Linked DNA regions of Mus musculus: regions 1 and 2 are each linked to region 3. The links are chromatin loops, found by intact Hi-C in ENCODE. Cell type or tissue: heart. All regions are shown on one strand.

Region 1 (8,000 bases), 1.7 Mb after region 3:
CCCTTTATAGATGGAGACTACACACAGCTTCAGTGATTTATTTAAAGTCAACAGACAGAACAAAATAGCTGGAATTCTGTGGTTATCAGTCTTTCTGATATCCTATAGTTCTTATTAGAAAAGAGTCTGTTGAGATATTTACCTGAAGATGTGGTATAGAAACCAGTGATGAAAGATCAGATTGTCAAATCTGATGAAACAACATAGCCATAAAAATAATAACCAGCATTGCTTCCTGGTACATGCGTGATGCGGGTCACGGGGCCAAATGGCATACAGTTCAGGGGCCCAGATTATACATGCAACCAAAACTACACACGCACAGAAACTATGATCACATTGCTACAAAAAATAAAATCAGTGCCAGAGAGATGCATCCAGGATTAAGGGCACTTGCTGATTTGGGGGGAGACCTGAATTTGTTTTCTCAGCATCTGCTTAGGGTGGCGCTCAATGCCTGTGACTCCAGCTCCAGGGCCATCCATGCTTTCTTCTGGCCTCCGTGGCACCAAATAAGTGTGGTTGGTATACACTCACACAGACAGACACACATAAATAAAAAATAAACACTTTCTAAAGAAATGAAATTAAGGATTCCAAACCGGAAGAGACAACAATGATGGTGCTCGAGAGGGGAGGAAACGTTGTCCTGCATCTGCAGGGAGCAGCAGCAGGGGGCGCTGTTCTTCCTCCCCTCGCTCTGCCCCCGGACAACTGTAGCCCTTCTGATCTGTACTTGACTTTTCGTTTGTTTGGTTTGGTTTGGTTTGGTTTGGTTTGGTTTGGTTTGGTTTGGTTTGGTTTGGTTTGGTTTGGTTTGGTTTGGTAACTCACGGGCTTTCGAGTAAGCGAAATATTTTTGTTCTCTAAAAATAGTTCTTAAAAAAGGAAAGAAAACCGAATGGCAGAGAAGCACCTGAAAAAATGTTCAACATCCTTAATCATCAGGGAAATGCAAATCAAAACAACCCTGAGATTCCAACTCACACCAGTCAGAATGGCTAAGATCAAAAATTCAGGTGACAGCAGATGCTGGCGAGGATGTGGAGAAAGAGGAACACTCCTCCATTGTTGGTGGGATTGCAAGCTTGTACAACCACTCTGGAAATCAGTCTGGCAGTTCCTCAGAAAATTGGACATAGTACTACCGGAGGATCCAGCAATACCTCTTCTGGGCATATATCCAGAAGATGCCCCAACCGGTAAGAAGGACACATGCTCCACTATGTTCATAGCAGCCTTATTTATAATAGCCAGAAGCTGGAAAGAACCCAGATGCCCCTCAACAGAGGAATGGATACAGAAAATGTGGTACATTTACACAATGGAGTACTACTTAGCTATTAAAAAGAATGAATTTATGAAATTCCTAGCCAAATGGATGGACCTGGAGGGCATCATCCTGAGTGAGGTAACCCAATCACAAAGGAACTCGCACAATATGTACTCACTGATAAGTGGATATTAGCCCAGAAACTTAGGATACCCAAGATATAAGATATAATTTGCTAAAAACATTAAACTCAAGAGAACGAAGACCAAAGTGTGGATACTTTGCCCCTTCTTAGAATAGGAAACAAAACACCCATGGAAGGAGTTACAGAGACAAAATTTGGAAGTGTGACGAAAGGATGGACCATCTAGTGATTCCCATATCCAGAGATCCATCCCATGATCAGCTTCCAAACGCTGACACCATTGCATACACTAGCAAGATTTTGCTGAAAGGACCCAGATATAGCTGTCTCTTGTGAGACTATGCCAGGGCCTAGCAAACACAGAAGCGGATGCTCACAGTCAGCTATTGGATGGACCACAGGGCCCCCAATGGAGGAACTAGAGAAAGCACCCAAGGAACTAAAGGGAACTGCAACCCTATAGGTGGAACAACAATATGAACTAAGCAGTACCCCGGAGCTCTTGTCTCTAGCTGTATATGTATCAAAAGATGGCCTAGTCGGCCATCACTGCAAAGAGAGGCCCATTGGACTTGCAAACTTTATATGCCCCAGTACAGGGGAACGCCAGGGCCAAAAAGGGGGAGTGGGTGGGTAGGGGAGTGGGGGTGGGTGGGTATGGGGGACTTTTGGTATAGCATTGGAAATGTAAATGAGCTAAATACCTAATAAAAAATGGGGAAAAAAAAGGAAAGAAAATAAAACTGCCCATCGACAAATAGGCAAATAAACTGAATAGAAAGTTTTCAAAGGAAAAAATACTAATTCTCTTTTTTTAAGGTGTTCAATACTCCTAGCCATCAGGCACATGAAAACCAAAGCTACTTTATGCACATCATTCAGAGCGGCTATAGCATCAACAAATCTGACAGCAAACGTCGGAGAGGAGGCTGAGAGAAAGGATCCCCCTATTCACTATTATTGGGGTGTACACAATGCAGCCATTGTGGAAGTCAGCTTAGAGATTTCCCAAGTAATTCAAAATGAAATTCCATGTGACTCTGCTATTTCACTCTTAGGCATATACCCAAAGAACTCCATGTCCTACCACGGAGATAGCCACACCCCTTGCTTCCTGCTACCTCTTGCTCCGGTCAGCAAAGAACTGGGATCAATTTAGTTGTCCATGAACAGGTGAAAGCATGATGAAAATTATATGTTTGTGCATATGTGTATGTGCATGTATGTGTGCATGTGTGTATGTGCATGTGTGTTTGTGCACGTGTGTATGTGCATGTGTGTATGTGCACATGTGTATATGCATGTTTGTGTGCATGTGTTTGTGCATGTGTGCATGTACACGTGAGTATGTGCATGTGTGTATGCATAAGTGAATGTTTGTATTCACATATGTATATGCACTTGTGTGTAATATGTGTGCACATGTGTGCATGTACATATGTATAAATATTATTCAGCTCTAAAGAAAAATATAACCACAAAATAAGCAGGAGATAGAATGACATAAAAAGTAAGTGACAGCCGGGCAGTGGTGGCACACGCCTTTAATCCCAGCATTTGGGAGGCAGAGGCAGGCGGATTTCTGAGTTTGAGACCAGCCTGGTCTACAAAGTGAGTTCCAGGACAGCCAAGACTACACAGAGAAACCCTGTCTTGAAAAAAACAAAAACAAACAAACAAACAAACAAAGTAAGTCTCAGAAAGAAAAACTGAATGTTCTCCTTCATATGTGAAATCTAGCCAGGTGTGTGTGTGTGTGTGTGTGTGTGTGTGTGAAATGTACACGTGGGCAAGGTATAAATGCAGAAAAGAGAACAAGAAAGGCTCCATATTAGAGGAATAAGAAGGACTGAATAAAAAATCCCTCAGCCATGTCAGAGGATATAAAGTTTTGCTACTTCTAACTCTACTGTAGACTGTTAGAGGTTGGGGTGGATACGATACAGTCAAGAGTGGAAGTCTGAGATCCTGCGTGATGCTTTAGAACGGCTACTCTGTGTAGAAGAGGCTCGCTGAGATGCGTTGACTCTGGGTTTGTTTAAAGTCAATATGTGATTTTTTTTTATTTGCAAGGTTTTTATTGCAATGTTCATTTAAAAACAAGGATTATCCTAAAGTGCAGTTGAAATTCTTGAGAGAATGGGAAGGCCTATTTTTATAGAGATTTCAATTGTCCAGAAAATAAAAAGCAATTTTTTAAATTTTGTATCTGACTGTAAATGATTACACATTCTTGAGGTTTCACAAACAACTTAGACAGAAAAAAGCTAAGCATTTGAAAATGTGTTGTAGAACCTTCAGGGACACACTGTGGTGATTAGTGTTGATTGGCAAGTAGACCGGGTCTAAATTTACCTAGGGAAACGGGCCTCTGGACGAGCCTGCAGGCAGGGGTGGGGGAGCGGTTGGGGGGGGGGGCATCTATAACGCAGAACTCAGAGTAAGCAGATCCACCTACTGACCTACTGAGGTTGGCACCATTTCCTGTCTGGGATCCGGACAATATAAGTAGAGAAAGGATCTGAGCAGCGGTGGCATTCATTCCCGTCCCCTCCTGCTTGTGGGTACCATGTGACCCGCTGCCTCAAGCTCCTGCAGCCATCATGTTTCCACCATGAAAGGCCTTAAACTGTGAGCCACAGGAAACCCCACCCCCCTTAAGTCACTGTCCTCAAAGTACTTTTTAACAGTAAGAGAAAAAGAAACCAACATGTACATATTACTCAAATCTGTCCGGGAAGTAACATTTTAAAGCAGATTCCTGTCTAGTAAGAAAATCATCAAACTCTATTTTTCTCAAAGTATGATGTTTAAAGTAAATTATAAAGAAAGGTAATTCCCTACCAATGTTCCTGGACGTTCAAACTCCCAGTTCACACGCCTTTACTGAACAACCTTTAGGGGTGGGGTGGGGAGGGCTATCTCACTTGCGTGTCATTTTCTTTACTACTATAAATATAAAAATCGATTTCATAGAAATCCTGGGGAATACTCATGGGAACTAACAGAAACTTCTTAAAGGAAAATTTTAGGTTATGGTTTGTATATTAATAAAATATAACTTTGATACTTAAGGTACCAAATATTCAATCAATATTTGTCTGGGTATTGTTTGTAACAGTTACGCGTTCTGTAATTTAATTTAATTTTGAGACACGGTGTTACATATGCAGGATGGCCTAGAACTCACTTTGTGGTGTATAGACCTTGACCCTCCTGTCTCTGCACCAGTTTTTTATACAGTGCTGGGTGTCAAACCCGAGGCTCATGATTTCAGACAAGCACTCTAGCAACTGAGATATATACCCAGTCCCATCAAGTTTTAATCACTTTTTTTTTCCTGTCTTCCATGAAATCCAAAAATAGTTTCTACTTCGTTTTTAAGAACACAGTGCAAAACAGGCAACCTGCGTTCTCTTGCTGCCACCTAGTGGTCGAGATTAGAAAGTGCAACCGTGATAAATCAGACGGGTGAGCATTACTGTGTAACTACATAAAAACGACTCATACACAGTCTTTTTTAAAAAAAAAAAAGACAAAAAAAAGAAAAAAATCCTTCTTTAATGTAAAAAAAACCCTTAATGAATAATTTCAATTTGATAATACTGCTTTGTATTGCTCGAAACGACCCTGTATGTTAAGTTCATTTGAACACAGAGAAACCTAGCTTCCTCCTTTCTGAGGCATAAAGTTGCTACTCAATAAACAGGAGCAGACAGTAAGCAGTAATAAACACTTATGTTCCCCAACTACATTGTTACTAGTTGTTCCATCAAATGATAATCACAAACAAATTAAATAGAAAACAGATTTGAAAGTATGAACTGTAGTCAATGACCTCAGGTTTTCTATAAACAGCTTGTTCTATATGACCAGCAGGAATGGGAACCATTAAGTCCAAGGAATGGATTAATTTCCTGAGAGAATGGTGACATTTGAGATAAGGTCTTTTGTGGTCCAGGTAGCCTTGAACTTGCTACATAATCAAAAACCCTGATCCTCCTGTCTCCACTTTTGGGATTACGGGTATCTGCCATGATTCGTTCTTGCTTCAGAAAGAATTACTTTGGTTTTGGTAGTGTTGTTGTTGTTGTTGTTTCGGTGGCAGTGGTGATGATGATGGTGGTGGTGGTGGTGGTGGTGGTGTGTGTGTGTGTGTGTGTGTGTGTGTGTGTGTATCACAGACAACCTTGGGTGTCAATCTTCATGCTGTTTGAGGCAGGATTTCTTTTCTTGTTTCCTGCTGCAGTGTTCCAGAGTCCCCAAGATTTTGAACTTCTCCCATCTCTACCTCCAATCTCACCATAAAAGAGCTAGGGCTACAGACACATACTCTATCTCCAACTTTATGAAGTTTCTGGGGGATTCAAACTCAAATCTTAGTTCTTGTGCAGCAAGAACTTCACCCACTGAGCCGTCCTCCTAGCCCGGAATGTCTTATGAGGAGTGTGAATGGATATGGTTTGCCTCCTGAATGGGTAAAGTTGCCTGAGCTGGAGAACAAAGTGTCAGACAGTTTTACAGTTGTTATTCTATTTCCTCCTTACTGATAACATAGCAAAGCACAGTACCAACAACGTGACATGGTGCCAATGATGCTTGGAGGTTAGTATATGCATGTAATTCTGGCACCATGGAGAACCAAGGTAATGCTACCTAGAGGGGATTTGAACCTGCAAGGCACCTTTGCTGAATCAGCAAATGGCTCCCCGGAGAGGCTCGGGTGTTCTCCACCAAGACTCTTTTACAGGTAGTTCATTAAAAAAGCTTAAGCCCGGGCTGGCGAGATGGCTCAGTGGTTAAGAGCGCCGACTGCTTTTCCGAAGGTCCAGAGTTCAAATCCCAGCAACCACATGGTGGCTCACAACCATCTGTAACGAAATCTGATGCCCTCTTCTGGAGTATCTGAGGACAGCTACAGTGTACTTACATATAATGAATAAATAAATCTAAAAAAAAAAAAAGCTTAAGCCCAGGACAGGAGTGGTGAGGGCAGCAGCTCCCTCATAGACTCCCATGCTGGTCTTACTCAGCATCATCTTAGACAACATCTGTCTATGTCTGTTACCTTACCTGTGAGTAGAAAATCGCTTCCACTTTAGCTGGTTTGTTGGACCACACGGGAGAGAATACAATGGCTAGTAAGAGGGATGTTTGTTAACCACTGCAAACCCACGTCCTCACACATGGGTGCCGATATGACAATAAGTCCGGAGGCTTTGATGGAGGCAAGCACAGGAATAGCTTAGGCACCTGGGACCCTAATGAGCTTGGGCTATACACACCACTTTCCTAATACACCTAGCAACCTCAGCCATGCATCTGCACATACAACTCATTTCCAACCCTGCAAAAAAGTCTCTTTTTCATTGCAACTCCCTAGTAACCCTCCTATTTAGAATTTAGAACATGCCCTGGAACATATCCAGAGACTGCAGACAGGAAGCCAACGTAGTCTGCACTGGATTTGGGTGTATGCACACAGTAAGGCAAACTGTGCTCTCTGAGTGGACTTTTAGAGAGCCCCGATTTACCACATTGTGCCTATGTATGGTATATGTGCACGGGAGTAGAAGCAGATGCATCATGTGAAAGGACACATACCATGAATGCAGCCTACATAACCAAGCCTGTCAATCAATCAAGAGAAGCATCCACACTCTGCCCCTTAGCTACCAACTCCTCCTGTGCCCCATAACAGGAAGCCCAAACAATAAGCAATGCTCTTAGGCACTCTGGCTCAAGCCATCTGCTGTTCTCTTACAGAGTCTCCTACACTGCCCCTTTAAATAAAATTCCTTAGTGCCTTGCTATTTGTATGGACTGTTTCAATTCTTTGCATAAGATGCCAAGAATTTGAAAACATCTCATCCAGACAGGACCACTGGCAACAGCTTTGAGCTGTGAGAAGACATGGGTGAAGTGTCAGTGCCTATTGGTAAATGAAAGTAGCCGATCTGAAAGTGTGACACACAAACCCCAGTGAACACATACAGAAGTCCCATTCAGAGCAAACGGTAGATGGAATGTGCCCTGTTCCATTGTAAGCCGTTTCTTAAACTTAATGACCTATACCTTAACTACAGATATCAATAAAAGAAAAGCACTGTGCCTGGGTCTCACCTGTGTCAATGACAACTGGATACCTGAGATAACATTTATTCTATTTTAGTCATTGTCTCATAAGAAAGAGAAAGAGTGCTCAAGTCGATTGTTATGAATAATAAAAACAGAGCTTTCATGCTGAGAATAAACCCATAGCCTTGCATCTGACAAGCAGGAGATATATATATGTGTGTGTGTGTGTGTGTGTGTGTGTGTGTGTGTGTGTGTGTGTGTGTGTGTGTGTGTGTGTGTGTGTTTGTGGGGTAGAGGACAACCTGTAGGAACTGGTTCTCTTCCTCCACCTGTCGAATCAGGGTTCAAATGCTGGTCATCAGGCTTGGAGGCAAGTGTTTTTACCTGCTGAGCCATCTGCCTGCCCAACAGACAAACATTCCAGAGTTCTGCTACATGTCTAGACTTGAGTAAAATGTTCCAAGTTCCAACATCTTAGTACACAGAACACAACTCCATTCAATT
Region 2 (8,000 bases), 1.0 Mb after region 3:
ATATGTTCAAGTCTCAGATGAAAACGATGCACAGTGGTGCTGTACAGAGGCCAAAATTCACATGAAAGTGTGTCTCAAACTTCTCAGCGAAATGAAAGGAGTTTGTGGTGGTTTTGATATGCGCCCTTTGTTTCCTCTGTAGAAAAGGCTGCTGGGGGGAGGGGGGGTTGACAATGGCTAGGTGAAAATGCTTTGGGATTGAGTTTGATATCATGTACAGAAATGTGTTTACTTAAGTCGTTTTTAAATAGAATGTATTTGTATTAGGTTTGACACGGATAACGTCTTTAGAGTTTAACTTTTTTTTTTTTGAAGTGGGAATTTGGAAATTGTCTAACTTACCTCAAAAGTCTGTAATAACTGATGTTTAAGATAAAAATATAAGTTAACTCTTGATTTTCTTAACGATTTAATCATTTTAAAATGCATTTTAAGTACTTTGGTATGATAATAGAAGCTTGAAAATGGGTAAAAAATCAATTTTGGTCCTTAATATGATGACAAGCAGACTTGTATGCGCTCTTTAAGTTTTTTTTATTATTTGCACATCACAAGCTTATTGTAATCATCTTACAACTTAATCTTCTATTCTGATTTTTCTCCCACTTCATATCTTGCCATTTATTTCCCACATTTTTGATATAAACCCATCATTTTTATTGACAGCATAATTTTCCATCAAATGAATGTTATTTTTTTTTAAATTGTGTGCGTGTGTGCACGTGGATGCTTGAGTTTGCTATAGGCATGTGTGCATGCCGTGTGGTATATGTGGATACCATGAGGTTGCCAGTGGGAAGTCTTTTCTACTGAGTTTTGTTAGGCAGGGTCTTCTGGATTTTTCTCTTTCTCAACCCTTAAGCACTAGGATTACAGGCACACACCACTCTACAGTCGTGAGAATTAGAGATCTGAACTTGTGCCCCCATGCTTCAGACCAAGGAGTTTGCCCACTGGGCCAAGCCCACTATCTTCCTTTTCTAACCATGCTCCTGTTAATTAAAATTAAATTAAAATTAACAGGATGATTAAAAACCTTCTAGTTTTGGTGTTACAAATGTCATCAAGACAATATTTTGGTAGGCATACATTGTTCCACGTTTTAAATCATTGCCTTAGAAAAGATCTCCCTCAGATGCACACTTCTTTAATAAGTGAACATAATTCTGTTCCAAAAATAAATGGAAAATAAAACACTGTGAAACCCTCGCTGTTGATTAAAGTGAACACGTACCCAATTCATGTGCACTTCTATTGTCATCACTAAAAAAATTTTCATTTTTGCTCTGGTGTGCCTGAGTGTGCTTTTCTTCAAGGTAAACATGCAGAGATGATGAAGTTAGTCCAGACTGTCTCACTCTGCCTTAGGTATCAATGACATTTCAATCTAGAAAAATGGTACTTTTGATGAGAGTGTTTACATTTATAACACTTTCAGAGAATATTACAAATAGTCAAATAAGTGGAAACAGAGCTTGCCTATTAAGAGGGCCGTGCTTTCAGTTAAATCTGAATGGTGCTTCTATTAGCTAATAGTCCCAGATGATTTCATGGTGCTGATGTAGAATATGATGAAGTGGATAAATTAGACGATGTATTTTTATCTAGCACAGCTTTGGAATTTGAACAAGGAATTCACATTTTTCAACTGTGCTGGCTATCTGCTCAGGAAGCTTGCCGAGAGAAAAAACACCTCTACCATGTCAGCCTCACAGCATCTTTTAAGTGAGCATTGTTCGGGGGTGTCTCACTACAGAGCACTAACTTTGAAAATTCAGGCTGCAGTCGTGGTTCTGATTTTTTAATTCAGTTCACAGTGATGTAAATTTGTTTTTAGCCATTCTTTATTTTGAGAAAAATATATATAATTAAAATTTCTATTTTTTTTTTCAGCCAACTTTATCAAGAGTTCATCTGGTCTGCTTAACTTGATTTGTTTTCAGGAAACACTGCCCGATTCAGTCCAAGTGTGCATGAATTAGTGAACACTTTCTTGGATTTTAGATTGCTAAAGTGCATTTCTCATTTGCTCTAGTCAAATTTATTATTGCTCTTCAGTAGCAGAGCATCCTTTGTTTCCCAACTCTATTCCTTTCAGTGAAACCTATTTCCTTTGTGGAATTGAGAAAACAAAAGGTGAGCATTCTCAAGGAAATACTGGATAGGACAGTCTAACAAAGTGCACTGTACCATATTGGCAGTGAAAAGCCTTGCTTATTTAGTAGTCGGCTAGTTTGGTGGTTAAATAATGCTCTTATTTTGGCATTTATTGTATATTTGTTCTAAATAAACATAATTTATGAATATTTTAACACATGCGTACTCAGTGGGGTGGGTTCTCACACTGATATAAATAGAATTAATGAGCAGTCAGCTGCCACATACCATGACATATGACCCGGCAGCAAGAGCTCAGAAGTGGTTCTCATGGCTTCAGAAAACTTTGCCCTTAGTTTAACTTCTTGAAACTACGTCTTATTCTCCCCTCATCGTGACAGAATCCAGGTTTTGCTAGAAGAGTCTAGTCAGATGTTGAGACAACCATTTGTCTTGCCTTCTTTAAAGCAAAACAAAAACACATGGAGGGCTTAGCTCCACTCAGCTCAACTTTGGGACTAGAGTCACAGAAAGATGAATATTTTATATATTTCTACATGAATTGTCTCTTATTCCCATTTTTGTGACAATTAACATGATTATGCCAGTTGCTACAGATCTTTACAAAGAAAAAAGAAAACTTCCAAGTGTTTCTACATTTTAAAACAGATCTGACAGCCCCTTGAGTGGGGAAAACAGGAAAACAGAGAACACATCATTTTAGCCAGTTACCTACTCTCCTTGAAAACAAAGCAACAAGCTGTTCAGCAAGCCTAAGAAGATTTTATTTTTTAAGGAATAAGCCCAGCAGTAGAAAGCCACCCCATCAAGGAGTAGGCGTGGAAATTAACACTGGGATGCAGAATCTTCAAATTAACAGGATTTAATTTGACAAAGAATTATTGTTGTGAAGATGCAAAGTAGAATTTAAGAGTCACCTTTCTTCGATTTTTTACGGCTTTATTATAGGCAAAGCAGAAAAATAAGGCGAGCATGTGCACCGTGATGCCCAGATGATCTGGCAGGACCGCAGTCTTGGCAAGAGACTCGGGCTGTGCTGTTTATGCACACAGATGGAGGGCGCAGCCTTTATTCCTCTTCTCATTCCAAAGGGGATGTTTGAGGCCCCTCTACTCCCACCCCCACATTTGCAAACACACACTCTCTCTAAACGAAAGCTGTGTCCTAAAAGGGCAAGTCCGGTATGCTTTAAGGAAGTGAGAAAAAAACAGGACACCATTCATTCTCCTGACCACCTCTTAGAGGAGGACTTCTCACTGACTGAGGAGGCTGGGGCCGGATGAGTTTCCCCAGAGTTGCTCCCCTGGGGAATCCCCTTTCCACTGCAAAGTAAATGGGCACCACCTAGTGCTCTTTCCAGGCAAAGGCTGTGAGTCTTGGTCTGGATACAAGTGGGCGCTTGGGATCGCTGGCCTTTACAAAGGTAAAATAAAAGGAGGCAGCTGTCTTCAAACCTTTTACCTTCTAAGGATGGGTCGAGAGGGAGGGGCAGTAAGGAGGAGGAGGAGAGAAGGAGACGTAAGGGGGAGGGGGAAGAATAAGAGTCTTAATGAAAGCAATGCTTCCAAATAAGGAATTTTCTTAGGGCTGGTCTTTGTTAATAGTTTCCTCTTATCTTTTTTTTTTTCAGTTCCCCCCCCCCCGCCCACCCTTGTTTATTTAAAGACAGGGCTTCACTTCCTAGCTCTGGTTGACCTGGAATTTCTTAAATAGATGAGAACTCTCAGAGATCCCCCTGCTTCTGCCTCTACCTTAGCGTGCTAGGATTAAAGGTATGCACCACCAAGCCTAGCTTCCCTGATCTTCTGCTTTTAAAATCATCCCAAATCTGAGAAATAAAGTCTTTATTTCCCCATATGCTAATTTCCCCCTCACCTTGCTCTGTTTCTCTTATGGTTAAGCAGAGAACATTTCTAAAACTCATTCACTATAAAACAAAGGAGGTTCTAGTAGCAATGTGCCCTTGGCAGCCAAAATCCATTCTAACAAGGAGTCTCTCTGGAGTTTTCCTAACACAACAAATCGCACTTATGAAAAATGATGCGTAGCACAGACTCTTTCGAAGCACAATAAGATCAAGTTAACCACTCATGCCTCTAGGAAAAAGATCTAAGAGGCTTTATCCGATTGGCAAAATGGACCTGGATATCAGCTCAAGGATTGAGGACACTTTGATAAAATTTCAAAGCAATGAAGTCCGATTATCTGAATGATTGCTTAACCCCTTTAAAATATAACTTGGGGAAGAACAAGATTTTTTTTTTTGAACTCATGGTCTGTCAGAGAATAGAAAGAGCTACTTTATACTGTTTGCTTTTTCTATAGCGTTTTGCTTAGAAATATTCTTAGCACTACTGCTTTTACAGAGTAATGATAATCATTTCTTTGTTGCTAAAAGTAGGTAATTCTTCAATAAAATAGAAATCTTACTGTACAGCAATGTGGGAAGAAATCCTGGGGAAAATACCACAGAGAATCAAAGAGACCGATGCCTACTGCTGCTCTGGAGCCAGTGACTGGGGCATTAAAAAAAAAAAAATCAGACAGAAAACAGGTTGTACAGAGGTGAATTAACATGACTAAAGCTTCTCTTGATGAAAAACCAAGAATCTATGCAGAGAAACCTGGAAGAGGGTAAAGAAAATGCAGTCCAAGTTTCCAAACACTTTCTACTGACTAGATAGAACAAAATTACTTTGACAGGTTTTCATACCTTCACTTTAACGTAAAAATTTTACAAGTCCAAAATGTTCCTATCTTTAGCCATTTTGCCGTAATTTAGGATATTAGACAAATGATTTACTTGACATGTTTTTGAAATTACAGAAGAAGAAAATTCGAGAAAAGGAGGGGAAAAGTCCTCCATCGAATTCTTCGTGTCACATTTGCAACTAGGAACAAATCAGCAAACAAGCTGACCTCTGTGCTTTCAGGGTAAGAGGTGAAGTGATGGCTTAATGGTAAAGAACACTTGCTGACCTGCAGAGGACCTGGGTTCGATCCCCAGCACCCACATGGTAGCTCACAACCATCCAATAGCTCTAGTTCCAAGAAATGCAGGGTCCTCTTCTGGCCTCCATGGGTACCAGCAATGCTAGTGATACACAGACACATGCAGGCAAAATAGCCAAAGACATAAAAAGAACAAATAAAGACTAAATGACGGACCTTGTCCTAAATTTAAGTTATCTGAATTAGTCAGCTGAAGCTAATGAGTACTCCTAAGTCAATGTGTTTCAAATATGTAATACGCAAGTATCGTAAATTGTAAACTCAATATTGTAAATTAAATATTGTAATATTCTATCTTAGAGTGATAGAAAGAGGTAAACTTAGGCACCTAGAAATGAAGGCAGCGACTCCAACTCCCCCAACCCAATGTGTCCATCATCCATCCCATCTTGTAGTTAAAGAAAAAACGAAAACATTTTCTTCCCTACCTCTTGGCCCTGACCTTTGCCCTCTGGCTGCCTTTCTGTAGGTGCCTGAGTTCAGGGAAGCCCTGTGGTAATGGCAGCCTGAAATGCTAATGTACTTCCCAGCTTTCTCTTTGTTTTTTTGGTTTTTTTTTTGGTTTTTTTTTTTTTTTTGGTTTGTTTTGTGTTTTGGGTTTTTTTTTTCTTTTGGTTTTTGGTTCTCTCTCTATATATATATTTTTTCTTTTATTAGATATTTTCTTTATTTGCATTTCAAATGTTATTCTCTTTCCTCATTTCCCTCTGAAAACCCCACTATCCAATTCCCCCTCCCCCTGCTCACTAACCCACCTACTCCTGCTTCCCTGTCCTGGCATTCCCCTACACTGGGGCATTGATCCTTCACAGGACCAAGAGCCTCTCCTCTCATTGATGTCCCAAGGAGCCATGAGTCCCTCTATGTGTACTCTTTATTTCAGTACTGGCTCAGTAACAGAAGGATGCTGTCATCTGTTCTCCTGGCAAAGGGAACCTGTTCAGCTCTTAGTGACAGTTTCTTAAGTTCTGGTATATCCATGGGTGTTTATTAAAGAGTAGGAAGGAGAAAAGGCCCGGAAGAGGCAAATCAGTCTCTTCCTATTTTGTTTCTTCTCCCTGGAATCCAGCAGAGCATCCAGCACAGTAAAAGAATCCAAGCAAGGAATATCAAAGACACGCACCGGACTGGAGGGCAAGGTGTGGTGTCATCAATGGAGCCTTCATGTTGAGCTCTGGTAGTTTCTCATCTGCCAAGAGGAAGCTGTTCTCTGGCCAACCACAATAGCACAGATCTGCTCAGCAACAGGACTAAAAGTAATCCGTGCTCCTACTCAAACACGTGACTAAAAGCTAAAGCTCCAGGCTGGAAGCTGGGCAGGGTGGCAGAGGTCTATGCCGAGGCCAGATGACTGTGAACCTGAGACCAGGCTGGGCACCATAGCAAGATACTGTCCCAGAACAATAAACAACGAATCTGAAAAGGAATGAATGAATGGATGGGATGGATGGGTGGATGGATGAATGAATAAGAAATTTCAAAATAGGGTCCTAGTTATTTGTTGGGACTGGGTAGCTCAGAAGACACCGTCTATTGTAGCTTTAGAGAGCACTTGCTTTGCCTCAGTCTAAATTTAGCCAACCACTGGACTTCATACATAGTACATAAAGTCACCTTCACTACCTTCCTGTGTGATTCCCTAAGTTTGAACACATGAGGAGAAAAGTAGGGCTTCCTGTGGACAGGAGCAGGAGAAAAAGGTCTTTATTGCTGTTGGTTTATTTGTTTGTCTGTTTCAAGAGACTTGTTGAGAATGAGTGGATTAATGCAAGCTCTTTTGCATGCAGTTTTCAATGAGTTGGATATTGGAAGCCAAATGTAGCCTGCTCTGGAGCCCTCCTTTGCCAGTCCATTCACTGTCCAAAACTCACAGTGAAGAAACCAATGCACACATACATTACTGAAACAAACTGTCATGAAAGAATGCTTACCTTTGTATGTGCAATTTGCCCTGGACATCCTGGTCTAGTATAATTCAATTGTCATACATTTCTGACTGCTATCCATTGAATAAGCCTCACTGCCTGCTAATGGGACAGCACCCACCCTTTAATAAACACTGCAGTGTACCCAAACTCTATTGCAAAAGGGAGTTTGAAATATATAGTGCTTTTCAAGGCAGAGTAACAGGGTAGTGGTCAGGAGTTTTCTTGCAGGTAGTGCATGGAACTTTCTTTTTTTTTTTTTATTAGGTATTTTCCTTGTTTACATTTTCAATGCTATCCCAAAGGTCCCCCATACCCACCCCCCCAATCCCCTACCCACGCACTTCCCCTTTTTGGCCCTGGCCTTCCCCTGTACTGGGGCATATAAAGTTTGCAAGTCCAATGGGCCTCTCTTTGCAGTGATGGCCGACTAGGCCATCTTTTGATACATATGCAGCTAAAGACAAGAGCTCCTGGGTACTGGTTAGTTCATATTGTTGTTCCACCTATAGGGTTGCAGTTCCTTTTAGCTCCTTGGGTAATTTCTCTAGCTCCTCCATTGGGAGCCCTGTGATCCATCCAATAGCTGACTGTGAGCATCCACTTCTGTGTTTGCTAGGCCCCGGCATAGTCTCACAAGAGACAGCTATATCTGGGTCCTTTCAGCAAAATCTTGCTAGTGTAGGCAATGGTGTCAGCATTTGGAAGCTGATTATGGGATGGATCCCTGCATATGGCAATCACTAGATGGTCCATCCTTTCGTCACAGCTCCAAATTTTGTCTCTGTAACTCCTTCCATGGGTGTTTTGTTCCCATTTCTAAGAAATGGTAAAGTGTCCACACTTTGGTCTTCGTTCTTCTTGAATTTCATGCGTTTGGCAAATTGTATCTTATATCTTGGGTATCCTAAGTTTCTGGGCTAATATCCACTTATCAGTGAGTAC
Region 3 (8,000 bases):
AACATCACTAAATGATCACACATAAAGCAGTACAGTGAGTGCCCCACCAAGTTCTGGGTTCTGCAAGCCCTTTCAGGATATATGACGTGACTAAGCAGCTATCTTTAAAGTGACACAGAATAGTACTGAAGTTTTAGCTCCAAAGAGTGTTGGGCTATTACTCTGTTCTGTTACTATTCAACAAATAGAGAAACAAACAAAAACAATAAAACAAAACAGAAAGCTGTATAGATTTTTAAGAAATGGCCAAATATCTGACTGCAATTTTTTTTCTCCCGAACATCCAAGATAAAATCCCAGGCAACCAAAACTTATACTAAAAGGTTAGAGATAAACAGAAAGTGAAGATAAAACAGAAATAAATAACTGCTTTGTTTTAGGAACAAAATTTGAAGCTCAGCTAAGGATTTTAGCACTACCAACTCACTACGCATCCTGGCCTCCCTTGGACAGTGTTCTAGTAACGGGGTGGGCAGTGGGGTTCAGGGAAAGAGAATACAATACAGTTTTGTAAGGTTTAGATCTTAGCATCCCAATTAGATATTATGTCTGTTTGAAATCTATGATGTTTTGAGTTCCTTTGTGTTTGAGTTCCTAAAGACAAGCTACTAGTGGGACAGGGTTAGAAGTCATGTGGTACAGGAGTAAATGATGTCTTGAGTGTCCCTGCTATGTGGGTGACCAGACCCGGGCCAGTTGACCCTAGAGTCAGTCTTGGCATCTATTCAAACCCTCCAGGCTCCTTTCTTCCTTGTCCCAAGGGAACTGAATAAGTAGGAGTCCAGGAAGTCCATGGAAAAGCCTGAAGGCTTTTGGTTGTTGCTGCTGCTGGGGGGGGGGGAGGTTGGAGGGGGGGGAGGTTGTCCTAGACGGGGCAAGCCCTGGAAGACTCCTGCTGTCATCTACAAGCTCTTTTTAGTCTCTTTTTTTGTCTTGAACCTTCCTCCTCCTAGGCAGCCTAGGGGGTTCCTGGCTCACAGAAAGTGTCTCAATGATGGAGTCCGGGCTACCAAGCTAGAACTCCACATCATTATCCAGGCCATGCTCTGCCAGCACACAGCATATACCTACCTCCAGTCTTCTTAGGAGAGAAGAGCAAAATCTCTGGTGTGGGTTTGTTTGTTTGTTTTTTAAATAAATTGGGGGGGGGGGTTTTAAAAAGAACATTGAGGCACATAGAAAAGAGAAGAAATTGGATGTGTCATTTAAACTCTCTGGATCTTTGCTTGTGCATTTGTGAAATGGGCTTATAAATGCCTTGACACCTGAGCTCTGAAGTGCTCAGCTGTGGAGGAACAGCTGTAAAAAGGGGACCCCCAAGCAGATCTTTCATCCAGGTCATTAGGGCACTGAGTGACTTTTTACTGCTTGAAGGAGGGCAATGGCTTCTCCCAGAGTCTTAGCCCAGCCTTCAGTATTAGTAGCTCCTGCCCCTCCAACATATTTTCCTTTGCTTCCTTGCCCCAAGGACATTTCTATCTGTTAAATGTGAACATGGAGGCCCACACAGCTTTGCCCACCTCGAAAGGTGGACGTGCCATCCTGCAAATGCCTGACCCGGATCTCGCGCGGAAGGGGACACGCTCATTTCCCGCCGTGGCAGCGTCTAGGGACGAGCCCAGCCAGAGTCTGACTCCAGCTTTAAGCGGGACTCTGAGTCTGAGGCCCTCTGAGTCTCTGGGTCCAGGGTCCCACGGCGCCTGGCCCCGCCCTCGCTTGCCCGGCTCTGCTGTTCCCTGAAGTCCTTCCTCCCGCCCGCTCCGCTCGCTGCACGCGGCGCTGTGCGACTCGACTCCCCGGTCCCTTAGGTCCCTCCGCGTCCACTCGCGGCGGCCGGAAGCTGAAGTGAGGACACGCGCGAATCTCCACGCGGCTCTTCTGAGAACCTGAAGCCCTAACTCAGTTCAGCTCCTCCCTCCGAGCGTGCACAAGGGTCCCTCCATGTTCCGAGGCTCTCTGATCACCGAGCACATGACCTACAGGACCTATTGACCGCCTGAATGCCCCTCGAAGGAAAAACTGTCCGTGAACAAAGGCCAGAAGCTTCTAGAATCAGACCCCAGGCCGAGAGCTCAGGAATCCTTCAGTCTAGCTGGGAAGAAAGGCACCTTATGACACTCAGCCTCGAGCAGTGGAAGCTATTGCCAGAGTCGCGCGCGGTGTCCCTGTGTCCCCAAGAGCTTTGCACCGGGCGGGCTACCCAGAGCCTCTAGACGGGATCTGCTCCCTCAGTCCCCCCCTCAAGTCCCCCACAGAATGGCTGTCCAGAGTGGCCGGGGACCCGACAGGCAGCTACCTGCAAAGGGATCTTTTCCACCTTTTCTGGCCACTCGTCCTCTCCCCAAAGGACTCAGAACTCCCCTGAACCCAGCCCAGTGTGCACAGACTCCTATCCCCTGTGCTTGCAAATCCCGTGGCCTCGGGCACCCCACCGATCCCAGGGAATGCTCACTCCAGGAGTGCAGGCAGGCCACTGAGGCTTGGCGACACGTACCCGCACAGGCGGAGGGATACGGTGACTGCCCCCACCCCATATTCCCGGAAGTGGCCAAGGAAGCGCCTGTGAGAGAAATTATCCTTTCGGACCTGGAAGGAGGGGAGCCTGCAAGATTGTAGACTTTTCCTCCCGTTTTCAAACGGACCCTACCATGCAGAAGTTGTTTAGACAATGTGATTTTCAGCAAGCATAACCGTAGTCTGAAGCTATTTTTAAGACAAGGAAAGATGGTATTTATTTTTCATTTTTCAATAAAGGCACAGAAAAGTACGTCACAAATGAGTAACTGCTCAGCAGGCACCCTTCAGTTTCTTCTTCTTTTCTCCTAGTGTTTTTCCGCACCGCTAGAATTCTCTCTGAGCTGCAGGAAGCCTTCGACGATTTTCTTATTCATTAGACGACTCAATGAAATGTTAAAATATTTATTTTTGAATAATCATTCCCCACTACCACCCTTTTGCCTGGAGATTCGCACAAAACCTGCCCCTTTATTCGGTGTAATACCGATGCTAAGCATGGGCAATCAGCCTCATCCAGTTGCTTTCAAAGGTAAATGTTTGCAACTGCTGGCTGCGTCTGCACCAGCCAGTTCTCTTCCAGCACTTGGTAATTCCATTACCAGTGTGGACTATATCAGGCTTGAATTCACTTGTGATTATTTTCTGGGAAAAAAAATTCTAAGTTTTCCAGCTATTGCAAGTAGGATTTTTGTTTATTTTTAAAACTTGAGTTAAGTCGTTCATAAAATAGTAGCCATTTACTACCTGTGAGCTCAATTAAAGCTACCCCAGGTTTCAGACTCCCATGCAAGTCGTATCCATGCTTACTGTGTAGTCAGTGGCAGTCTGGATTCTCTGATAACCCTGATATTTAAAACCACTCTGACAGGGTGTCACTTCAAAACACACATTTGAAAAGCATTGCTAAAATACATTTACGTATCAATAAAATGTCTTACTCTCCCTCTTCCCTATTGTATATTCTTTAAAAGTAAATTTTGCTTTTTAAGTTATCGCTGGTAAGTTGGCATACACTCCTGGCTTGATTTCAGCAAAGCAGATCTACAGTTTGAAGAGTCCTTGCACCAAGGTTTTGTGGCTCTTTGACCAAGACCAACTCAATTTCTTCATTGTTGGAAAGGGTATCGAGCTTTTTAAATCACAAAATTATTTCTATATGGCCATATATTGAAGTATATTTCTATTACTTCAGAAACTAAATCAATGTCAGAGGTCAAAGTTGTTTTTTTTTTTTTCTATTCCAAAGCTTCCATAATGCTAGGGCTCCATGCATAGTTTTAAATCAAACAAAAACACATATAGTATTTTCAATATTTCAGAGAACAGAGACTGCCTCTGCTGTAAGAAGTGTCTAACTTTTATAAGACTTGCACCTCCCTGCTCTTCCTCCCCAGTAGCACTAAATATATGCTTCAGGAATCACTAAAGGAGTGTGCACAAAAATTTTCTCATAGCCAGTTTCATCTCTGATCTTCTAAAAGTGGCTTTCTTGGTTGCCAGATAATATTATATTTGGGTGCCAAGCGCTGATGTGCGCATCCTCCACTGTCCAGGTAGGTGTTACCTTTTAGCTCATCTCTCAAGCTAGTACACACTCAGAGTCAAGCAATCGCCTAGAGTGTCTTCTCAGAGAGGTTGAGCCTGTCACACCTTTTATGGCTTTTTCCACAGTGATCGTAAAAGAGGGTGGGTAGGAAGTGAGAATCCAGTATTTGAAATAATTAGTCTCGTGCTTTAACCAAGTAGCTTGGATGCATCTTTTGGGTTGAAAAACATAATTTGAGTATAATACCTTTACAGTGAGTCCCAAGACCTGTGGGTCTTTCTTGTCTGTTACTAGTATCAACTCTCATCCTACCCACCCCACCCCCAACACACACACACACACACACACACACACACACACACACACACACCTCTCCCCACCCCCACCTTCACTAAATACTGGACAGTGAAAAGTTTAAAGTAAACAAGGCTGCAGTTTTTCTATTGTCCAGTAGACGGCACAAAAGATCAAGCGTTTAAATAATGAACAATCCAGAGAGGTTTGGTTCTATTTTGATGCCAGTGGCCTGTTCTTTTAGAAAAGGCAGGCAGACAGCACTGGATCCACCGGTGAAGCAGAGAGAAAAAAAAAAAAAACAAAATTAACTTTGCAAAACTTTGAGATGGAGTCATACGAAAATATTTTTGTGTATCTGCTCAACAGATGCATTTCCTTCAGAAAATACATTAATGGTTATAAATGGAGAGACGTGTTATTATTGCAGGTTTTAGTAACTAAAAGCTACCTGTAGGGAAATTAAATAATTGAGAGATTTAAAGTTTTGAAAAAAATGAGGCACCTCAATTTTACTTAGTTTCTAGTGGGTAAAGTCTTTGCAACTTGGGCCTTCAAAATTTCATGTTAGAATTTGTATTATACTTCTATGTTCTTTAATATATTCAACACAAAGCTGAGGCTCAGACACTGACCATTGTGTTTTAAATGAAAATGTGTACACATGCATATGTAGTGTGCTGTAAAGGAGAGAAATGCTTTTGAAGTTTTGTGTGCAGTTTTGGGAGTGCTTTGGGTGCTAAAGCCACCAGGAGATAATAGTTAGGGCCTCTTTAGGGCAATCTATAGCTTTGCCTAATACTTATATTTTTTAAAAATCTCCATTTCTTTCCACTCTGCAGACCCTGTCGAGGTTTGGAGGAAGGCAAAGTGTAGGCTAATAACTCATTTCCCAGTTAATTTTATTAAGAATTTATAGCACTGTTTAGAAAGTTTTAAGACAACCATAAATTTTATTAGGAATATTTTATTAAACCCTCTATTTAATTAATAAAAGACCTCTATAAGTTCTGAAAATGTCAGAGCTGGTAATTATGTTAACCAGTGTAGTTTTCTCCTCTCTAGAGACCAAAGCATTTTAATGATTTGAAATAGAAAAGTAGTAAGGAAAGCAACCAGGCTCCCAACATTTATTTTTCCTGGACTTTTGTTAGGCAGCCAGTAGATAGTGAGTCAGGCATTTTCCCTGTGATGGTCAGAGAGCCGAATCTGACCTCTCATTGACTTGTGAACTGGACCCAGACAGTCTTTGTTTTTTGAAGCAAAATGTGGTAAACAATTCTCCCAGCCTTGTGGCCCGGATTGCTTTGGGACACTTGATTAACGTCCTTCCTAATCCTGCGCTTTAAAGCCTCTTTCCTATCACCTAACCAGGTTTCCCGCTGTAATAGCCATCTAAATAGTTTATTTCAGTTTCCTCACAGTCATCCATTAGCTTTAAATTCCTGGTAGTGTTCTCCTATCACACAAAGACTCTTATCGCCAGCATTCCTCCATTATCTCTACCAGATTTCAAATCCATTTTCTTTAAACTACCCTCATTTCTGTTTTTTTAAATGCAAATGTTAATGTGGGGGGGTATTTGGAGGGCAGAGAACTGATAATGTTTTTCTTGAAGTACAAATTCCAAGCCCCCACACTCCAGGAGAACCTCAAGAGCAACCACAACATTTTAACAGGCATCTTAAACTGAGGTGACAGATGATAAACACTTATCATTTTGTGAACACAGCTGCCAAACTCCATTGATTAACAGGACTTTATTTGTGTTGGGCTGGCAAACACACATACACACACACACACACACACACACACACACACACACACACACATTTTACCTTCAGAGGTGCCTCTTTAATTTTGAGAAATTTAGGTCTGACTCATCAGTGGGAACTTTTGAAACAAAAACCTAGTTCAGGATGTGAACTCTGCAGAGAGTTCCTCACAGGAGAACAAAAAGTTACAGGAATGTCTCTGAGACTACCAACAGCCAAGATGAACACTGCTTGCTTTAGAGGCCTCCCAACAGGGTAGGTGATAAACAATAGGGACCAGGAGCTCAGGCTGCCTCTTTCTTATCCCTGCATTCTATCTTTGGGAAGATACTGTGAGCCATGAAAGGAAAACAGAAAGGAGAAGGACTGCATCTTGAAGAGCAGCAACAGCGGCTAGAACACTAGTGTTCTGCAAAAGCCGGAATGCTACTGTCTTTTTAAAGGAAACATCTGAAATAAACTTAGGGTCAGGCACATCCAGAACAGCACACATACCACAGTAATTTATGTCACAGTAACTTTCTGAGATGCCGTGAACTGCCTCTGCACCTTTCCTTTTACTAGATGATTGATTAATTGCTGCCTTGCTAGAAGGGTTTTTTTTTGTTTTGTTTTTTGTTTTTTTGGGGTTTTTTTTTTTGGCTACTATCTTACAATTCTGTACATCTGTCATTTCTCTCAGCAAGCCCCAACTGTAATAACTGTTTGCTAATTGTAAAATCCTTATCCAGAATGAGGTTTGAGCAAACAATTCATACTACTGTAATTACATTGTAAAAGTGTTTTAGTTGCTCAATTGTTCAGAAGTAATCTATGAAGGCCTGCAAGTAGCACTAGGTTCAGGTACACATTCTTAAGTGGAAAGTTTTCAAAACCAAGAGAGCTTTATTTTAAACTCACAAGTTCAAACTATCCTCACCTTTAAGGGAAACCCTGTTGGTAGATAATTAAAGTGTGCTTTAAAGGTAACCTGACATCACTTTAAAAAACCAACAGCTTTGTCCTTGCTTTGAAGATTGTGCTTATGTTCCTTTGCCACCTAGACCGGTAAACAAAACAATTTACTGAAAAGCAGGAACTCCAAATAAATCCTAGCCTCAAAAATATGTAGTTTATCAAAACTGACCTTGTTCAAACATGAAACCTTTGCGCAGAGTTAAGGAAACTTTAAGCCCATTACTTAAGTCTGCCTGAAACTCCCTTGGGCTCTTAAAGGCTAGGTCATATACGTGTATTTTACAGTAAATTTCTCCCAGTTAAATTGCACTTAGACGATTTCCCTTGCGATTCATTTAAGGATTGTAAACATAGCCATGCCCACTGTGGTGTCTGGATTGAGTGTCCTGCCCCCCCCTCACCCCCGTGGGAATTTCACCGGTGCTCTGTAGGCCTCTTGGGGTGATGACACTCACACCCTGCAAGACCCAGCAGCGGTGGACCGCCACTCAGGTTTGGGCCGCATTGGTCTGGAGCTGGGGAAGGGCTTTTAGGCTGTCTGTCCAGCTCAGTAGGTTCTATAATCCGCGGAGAAGTGGCTGTTTGGCCCAGCCAGATCAGCTTCCTTAAACTTGGCGGGGAAATCTCCTTCCAGTGAGCAGGAGGTAATTCAAGGCTCTTCCATGCCTGTTTTTGACGCACAAGTCTGTATTAATCTTCTAAATGATACACGGGGCGTTTGTGCAAGAAAAGAGCACAAGGATGTGATGGGGAAACTAAAAGCTTCAAACTTGAGCGTCAAAACAAAAAGGACACAGAGAGGAGACACAGAGGCACATGATGAGGGGTCGTGGGGCCTTTTATTGTTTTAAACAGTCGGATCTCTTTCGAGGCAAAGCCCATTGAAGGTTTGGGGTGAACATATGTCAACC

Evidence for each region. A loop is a pair of places that touch in the nucleus more often than their neighbours do. Peaks named below come from ENCODE experiments on the same cell type or tissue, not always from the same donor. Only the 100,000 strongest peaks of a DNase experiment are listed, where the experiment ranks them.
Region 1: it touches region 3 in a loop (5-fold over the local background); 11 of 42 quality-filtered maps call a loop at or near these places.
Region 2: it touches region 3 in a loop (2.6-fold over the local background); 5 of 42 quality-filtered maps call a loop at or near these places.

What each region holds. Positions count from the first base shown.
Region 1 is chr11:17,276,903-17,284,902 of GRCm38, reverse strand. No RefSeq gene overlaps it. Among named protein-coding and RNA genes, the nearest start is that of C1d, 23 kb to the right of the region's middle. In heart, CTCF peaks have their summits at 651 (motif pointing right) and 4,845 (motif pointing left); no DNase peak of the experiment used is centred here.
Region 2 is chr11:18,006,702-18,014,701 of GRCm38, reverse strand. No RefSeq gene overlaps it. Among named protein-coding and RNA genes, the nearest start is that of Gm31505, 11 kb to the right of the region's middle. In heart, a CTCF peak has its summit at 3,469 (motif pointing left); a DNase peak (open chromatin) is centred at 3,411; H3K4me3 peaks cover 724 bases; H3K27ac peaks cover 876 bases.
Region 3 is chr11:19,021,170-19,029,169 of GRCm38, reverse strand. No RefSeq gene overlaps it. Among named protein-coding and RNA genes, the nearest start is that of Meis1, 6.2 kb to the right of the region's middle. In heart, a CTCF peak has its summit at 4,531 (motif pointing right); DNase peaks (open chromatin) are centred at 1,739 and 2,439; H3K4me3 peaks cover 2,972 bases; H3K27ac peaks cover 5,656 bases.